Linked DNA regions of Homo sapiens: region 2 is linked to region 1. Evidence: chromatin contacts called from ENCODE Hi-C data. All regions are on one chromosome and are shown on one strand. The core of a region is the stretch at or near the end of the contact, and the rest is flanking DNA. Distances in the headings are between cores, read along the strand shown.

Region 1 (3,471 bases), core at 139-2,638:
AAGAAATGTCAAACGAAGTACAAGAACAAGCAATGAGTTATATTTTATGAAAGTGTACAAGATTTAACAGACACATATCACACACTATGAAAAAAGTTATGTAAACACAGACGGGGTTTTAATGAAACAGCATTCAGAAATTAATCTAGAAGCTTTATTAACACAGCAAATCTGTCCTACCAACTTAATCTGGTCATTCCTTTGAATATAACAGTTATGAAACAAGCATATTCTTCAGCAGGCTTCTCATAAAAAATTCCAGAGATTTTAAAGGAAAGCCTAAGAACTAGACTTTTCTCGTTAAAATGTGAGTTAAATTTAAAGATGTCGTATGGAATGTAGCAGCAATCAATACTGGGAAGCAAAATGTATATAGAAAAAATAAAAAATATATACACAGATTTAACGCAGACACTATCTAAATATCAACGACAGGCTCAAAATACTTTATAAGGATTATGTGTCAACATAAGCCTTTAACATTCGCTCTCTTAAAGCCAAAATGTTTTAAGATTTAGAACCAGAGAACAGGCAGTCTGACGGTCAAAGAGGGGAAATCATTTTTTTCCAGCATCTTCTAATGAAGTCTGTCTCTCACAATTATAAAAACTTTTGCAGGCTGGTCTAAACCGTGAGCTGCCTGGAGAAAGCAGAAGGGAGGTATCCTGAATGAAAGCCAAACCATCTCCATAAATTAATGTCTTCCCTTGACTAGAAAGCATTTCAGGGTAAAAAGCATGTACGAATTCCTCCGTAATATGAAAAGGGGTTGGAGGGCAGGGAATGAAATAGAGAGCGAGGGCACTAAAACATGTTTAGTTAACAGCGCTCAGAAGTCTCCACACAACCCGTATTCCCCTCCATCTCAATCAGACCAGGCTATTCTCTCCTCCTCCGAAGGTTTAGGGGTCAGAAAGAGATGTGGGGTCAAAGTGGCTTCCCCGACAGGTCCCCTCCCTAAGTTTCCCCTCGGCTGAGCCCAGATCTCCGCTCTGAACCGACCTAAGAGCTGGTCTAGGGCTGGGAGCCCGGTTGATACCAGCAGCTGTCCATTCCGCACCGACGGTCGCGTGCCCGCAATGGACACCAGTCGAGGGCCGCTGTCGTTGGTCACGCTGGCTCTAGGACCCCTCCTCTGGAAACTGGTGACGTTGCTCTTGCTGGCTGTCGCCACTGCAGACCCAGTACTCGCGGCAACACTACCGCAGGTTGCCACTGCCGCCATCTTAGAGCCTCCAGTGTTAACCCAATAGGAACTCTGGGAACGCAAACACCCGTCCTATCAGAACCAGTGCCAAACTCCCGCCTCCTCGCCCCAACCGCGGCTCTCGTAACCAATAGGACTGAGACGTCAGTCCCGAGCCAACCAATCGGAAGGCGTATTGCTGAAAAGTGCGCCCTACGAAAGGACGGTCGACTTCGGCGGGGCCCAGGTGAGAAAGGCCCACCTGTGTCCTGGTTGAGGGTCTCCAGGGTTCTTTGGGGCCCGAGGTAGGTAATATCACGTAACGTTCTTCTCCTTTTGAGTGCCTTCATTCACATTGAGTTAAAGAAAAGGTTGGTGAAACAATAAACCCTTAGGGCTTATCAAGCAATTGCTAGCACCTTTCTCCGCTGTGTGTGAGGATAGACTTTTTTCCTGCTCATTTATCTTCTGATTTCTGATAGAAAATTCACTCCGCCTTCCCCACGATGTCTTTTTCTTAATTTTGTGTTATATGGAAAGGATGGGATCTCTTACCTTAATGAGTTGGTTGCTGAGCGTCTGGGCTTAGTTCGTTAGTGCCTAGTGGTAGGTGGTTTGGAATTAAACCTTAGAGCGAAAACTCTTGAACTTTGAGGCTATCTGGTTTTCCTGTGTCTGACAAACTATAGCTCTCTGACAAGTTCCGATAAGAAGCTTTTGTTAATTTTAATTAGTGTTTCTGGAAGTCTTGGATGTCTTTCCTAAGCGGTGTAAATGACAAGTGTTACTCTGACAACCTTGTTCACACATTTAATTGTCGTTTGCTGTTAAAGCAGCTGCAAATAACAGAAAATACTTAGGGTTTCTTTCCCCCAAAAAACTGCTAGGAAGAATTAGAAGTATACCTACTTTATTTTATGAACCCTGAATCGAGAGTTTATTACTAAAATACCAATTTTATGTGTGGAAAAAACATGTATTTTGAGTTGTATTTTTGTATTTAATTTTTTTTTCAAAACTGAGCAGGGACAGTGGGTAACTGATGTTTAAAGGCAATCATGATTGACAAATGTCTAAATTGAAAAGGACTCCCAAATCATTACCGCACTACTGAGTTATTGACTTTGACAGTGATCTGTGATACCTTTTAATTAGAGCCAAACCTCATTGAAATTCTTGCCATCGAATTGTTTTAAATCTCACTGACCTGTTGAAATTTTTGGGCTGATTCTGTTTGATAAATTGAAATTAGTATTGCTAAATAGTGACTGGAGTTTTTCATTTGGGGAGGATTTTTGTTTGTTTGCTTGTTTTTTAGAATCATGTTTAGGAAAAAACCCTGTTTCACAATATATCAACTGGAAAGCTTTGATCAAGGTTGCTTTCATATTGAATCTTTAAGTTACTCAATAAATAGCTGTTGAGTGATTACTGTCTGTTTGGACTTAATCTTGTCATTTTAGACCTATGGTAATAAAAATGGTCTCACCTGGAGGAGATAAAATTAACACATAGAAAACAACATAGTACTTAAAATGAACACATTAAATAGCATGTGCTAATTTTATCCTGTAGTAAATAAGCACTAGGAAGACCAAAAGAAAAAGTGACAAAGCAGTCCAATATCAGATAGAAACGTCTTGAATTTTTTTTTTCTTCAACTTTTGTTTTAGGTTCTGGGCTTCATGTGCAGGTTTGTTACATAGGTAAACGTGTGCTGTGGTGGTTTGCTGCACAGATCAACCCACCACCTCGGTATTAAGCCCAGCATCCATTAGCTATTCTTCCTGATGCTCTCTGTCCCCCCACCCCTACAAATATTTTTGATGCTGTGAACTTTTTGAAATGCTACATATAATTATTATTTTTTGACAGATGGCATTGTTTTGTGTACCTCATGATGCTATGAAGTGTATGTACATTCCGGAATCGTTAAATCTAGCTAATTAGCAATGCATTACCTCACATAGTTATCATTTTTGTGGTAAGAGTACATAACATCTACACTGTTTACATTTTTTTAAAGAATACAATATATGATTATTAACTATAGTCAGCTTGCTATAAATTCATGTTATATAATAGATTTCTTGAAATTTATTCCTCCTATCTAACTGATATTATGTATCTTTGACCAAATTCTCCCCATCCCCCCTGCCAACCATCCTGGCCTCTGGTAAACACCATTGTACTCTCTGTGCGATGAACTATTAGATTCCACCTATGAGTAAGATCATGTGATATTTGTCTTTCTGTGTCTGACTTATTTCACTTAACATAATGGT
Region 2 (3,895 bases), core at 64-2,563, 5.0 Mb before region 1:
TTCTTCTTAAAAAGAGAAGCATTTTTAATGAATATTGGCAGCCAGAAAGTAGGACATATAGTATTGGTAACATTTATTGAGCCCATACTATGTCCTAGTTTTGGGTTTATTTGTTTGTTCGTTTGTTCCTTGAGACAGGGTCTCACTCTGTCACCCAGGCTGGAATGCAGTGGTGCAATCATGGCTTACTGTAGCCTTGACTGCCAGGGCTCAAGCCATCCTCCCACCTCAGCCTCCAGAGTAGCCGAGACTACAGATATGCACCACCACACCCAGGTAATTTTTAAATTTTGTGTAAAGATGGGGTCTCACTATGTTGCCCAGGCTGGTCTCAAATTCCTGGCCTCAAGTGATCCTCCTGCCTTAGCCTCCCAAAGTACTGGGATTATAGGCATGAGCCTATTTGTGCCTGGCCAGATAGTTTTAAATAATTTCTTTACATATTTTATCTCATCCTTCCAACAACCCTGTGAGGTAGATACTATTATTATCCCCATGTTAATACGAGATGAGAAAACTGAAACAAGTACAGATTAAGTATTTTACCTGAATCACACATTTATTGTAGGAAAAACCGGATTGGAACCAAGCATTCTGGCTTCAGGATACATACGCATGACTACTATCCTGGAAAACCTCCCCTAAGAGGTGGACGATGAACCAAATATGCAGAGGTGGATGAAACTCTTTTGTGCTTCTCCAGCAAAACGCGTGGTACATTCTCTAGACGTTTATGACCAGTTAAACAGGGAATTTAAAATAGTTTTCCCATGACAGAGAAAGACAAAGCGCTGGTGTTCTTGGCAGGAAATTCAAAGAAATATTTAAGGCAAGGGCTGACTCCCTTGGACCGGATGAAGGGGAAGAGCAGGTAATAATAGAGGGTTCTATGGATCGCAGAAACTTCCTGGGCAAGGAGGGTGGAGCTGGGGAGGGGTTTAAGAATTCCTGAAGGTCAAGCGATCTAGCCCAGCTGGGGTTTTCTCCTGCTTGGAGAGGGGTGCTATAAAAGCGCAGTTTGGGATTACTACTGTCGCCACTGCTCACCAAATTAAGTTATTCCGGGAGGGATCTTCTCGTCGCCATCCTCATTCCAACACACACCCATTGACACACTCGGGTTCGGCTGTGCGGTGCAACGAATTCCCAGGTGGGACACCCGAGCAGGAAGAAAGCCAGGCTGCGGGGCTGGGGGCGCCGCCCGGCCCGCGCCACAGTCCGCCTGGAGGATCACCGCCAGGGGGCACTCTCTCCGAACTCGGCCGCTCTGTCTCCTCCCCGGCGCGCTCCCTGCCCCTCGCTCCCCGCAGCCAGCAGAGAAGGCGGAAGCAGTGGCGTCCGCAGCTGGGGCTTGGCCTGCGGGCGGCCAGCGAAGGTGGCGAAGGCTCCCACTGGATCCAGAGTTTGCCGTCCAAGCAGCCTCGTCTCGGCGCGCAGTGTCTGTGTCCGTCCTCTACCAGCGCCTTGGCTGAGCGGAGTCGTGCGGTTGGTGGGGGAGCCCTGCCCTCCTGGTTCGGCCTCCCCGCGCACTAGAACGGTGAGTCTCCTTCAGGCGCCTCCTCCTGGCGGCCGCCGCCTCGCTTCCCAGCGGTCAGGGACGCCGCCCCCCGCCCCTTCGCTCTCGGCAGGTCGGGGACGCAGTCCCTGTCCCCTCGCTTCCCACCAGTCGGGGACGCCTCCCCTGTCCCTTCGCTTTTCACAGGTCAGGGACGCCGCCCCTACCCGCTTGCTTCCCACGGGTCGGGGACGCCGCCCCTGTCCTCTCGCTTCCCGCTGGTCGAGGACACCGTTCCCTGCCCCTCGCTTCCTGCAGGTCGGGACGCAGCCTCTGTCCCCACGCTTCCCACAGGTCGGGGACACCGTTCCCTGTCCCCTGACCTCTGCTCCCCAGGCCTCCTCTTCCTCGCTCATTCCACCCCCTAAAAAACCCCGCGTCGCCTTACTCAACCTCGCTCCCCTCAACTCCGCTTTTTCCCCTTCCCAGATAAGGAAATTGCCTCCTGCAGTTGTCCGCTCCTTGGAGCAAACACCTGCTTAAATTTTTAAAAAATCCTTTACGTTCCTGGCGACTCCGGCTGTCACTGTCATGGGAAAGCTATTTTTGGATTCCCTGTTGAACTCTATAGAAGTCTCAGGCAGCGAGTTTAAAAAAAAAAAAAGGCTCAGATGACACGAATGTTTTCTCCCCCGCCCCTAAACTCGGTAGTTCGAGCGATTGTTCCAGACGCCGGGTTGATAAAGCTGTTCCTAGTATTTGGCTTAAGGGGAACTCCAGCTGAGTTAGGACTGTCTTGAATGTGAACAGAAAGCACCTAAATAAAGTATTAGCAGCTTCGCTGTATGGTATTTAATTGTTTCTTTCTCTGAGAGCAGATTACTATTACTGAATGTCTTGTTACACAGGTTCCATGTAGAAACGAGAAAAACTGGTAAAGAAATTCTGTGTTGGCCTTGTGAACTTGGCCGCTATCATTTCATTCATTCTCCTTTGATTACTAGGGAAGGGAGAGGGGCTTTTCAAATTTTGAGGTTGAGTGTATAGGCAGGAACAATGTGGCCTCTTTTGTGACTCTAGGAAGGAGTCCGGCATGTGGTGGGTACAGGATCACATCAGAGTTTCAGCCTGCATGCACCACAATATTTCAGAATTGTAACATGAGCTCTTCTCTGTGATAAATTTGGGCATGTGATGCCGGTAAACTTTTGGACACTTAGATTTGGAGAGAAGTTCAAATCCTTGCCTCCTGGAGCAGAGTAAATAGTGCCCAGGAAGGGGAATGCCCCTTGAATTTGGATTCAAAGTTAAGGCACAACAGTTGAGTATTTTGCAGCATCTCTTGGCCATTGGAGTACATTTGTAGGTCTTCACACTTTAGAAATTTAAGAAGCTGGTAAACAGTTTCTGTTTCTAAAGCTAGTAGCACATTAAAGATAATTTCTCATATTTTCTTTACATGGTTTTACTTCAATAAGTTACATGTTTACTCGTATGAATTTCAGTTGACTTAAAATTGACTCATTTAAGACATAACTTGTTGACTTCTTTTAACTTGGCACATACCTCCTTAGCATCTGCCTTGGAGGACAAACTTTTTGTGGATTATCCTACTTCCCCCTCCCCCAAGACATGTTACAGTATTCTCTTTTGATTATAATGTACACCCAGATACTAATTCGTGAATTTAAGTCTTGATTTATGACAAGGCTGCTTTCAATACTACTCATTTTACGGCTGAAATAAGTTAGCAGTAGTTAACGTTCCACAATCTTTAAGGTAGTGCTTATCATACTAGATTTCGCAACTGCAAAAGGGGATTACAGTCAGGACACTCTTAACATACAAGTTAAGGAACAATTTATACTTTGTTCCATCCCTTCATTAATTCCTGTAGAAAGCCACGTAAGTATACTAGAATAGAGGCTGTAAGAAATTTTTATTTTAGGCCTGGCATAATGGCTCATGCCTGTAATCCCAGCACTTCGGGAGGCTGAGGTGGGAGGATAGCTTGAGACCAGCCTGGGCAATATGGCAAAATCCTGTCTCTACAAAAAAATACAAAAATTAACCAGGCTTGGTGGCACACACCTGTAGTCCCAGCTACTTGGGAGACTGAGGTGGGAGGATCACTTGAGCCCAAGAGGTGGAGGCTGCAATGAGCCATGATCGTGCCACTGCACTCCAGCCTGGGCAATAGAGCAGGACCCTGACAAAAAAAAAAGTGTGTGTATATATATGTATATATATACACATATATAAAATACATGTATATATGTGTATATATACACATATATAATATATACATATATTTGTATATGTTTATATGTATAATACATGTATGTATGTGTATATATACATATATACACGCGCGTGTATGTATACATATATACACGCTCG

What was found. Hi-C counts contacts between places; a loop is a spot of excess contacts on that map. Pooled maps may share reads with other maps.
Region 2: a map of B cell shows a loop between it and region 1 (23-fold over the local background). The contact joins the promoter of TRAF6 here to the promoter of IMMP1L in region 1. A Hi-C loop is called at or near these places in 2 of 168 maps with a recorded cell type or tissue (B cell and CD4-positive, alpha-beta T cell) and 5 of 50 pooled maps.

Annotation. Positions count from the first base shown.
Region 1 is chr11:31,507,539-31,511,009 of GRCh38, reverse strand. IMMP1L (inner mitochondrial membrane peptidase subunit 1) reads left to right here and starts at 1,388. Exons shown (of 6, transcript NM_001304274.2): 1 at 1,388-1,491. ELP4 (elongator acetyltransferase complex subunit 4) reads right to left here and starts at 1,243. Exons shown (of 10, transcript NM_019040.5): 1 at 1,003-1,243. The coding sequence starts at 1,225. RefSeq lists enhancers at 939-1,228, 361-1,250.
Region 2 is chr11:36,507,690-36,511,584 of GRCh38, reverse strand. It overlaps TRAF6 (TNF receptor associated factor 6), which reads left to right and starts at 1,313. Exons shown (of 7, transcript NM_004620.4): 1 at 1,313-1,537. It also overlaps a transcript of RAG1 not described here. RefSeq lists an enhancer at 1,445-1,494.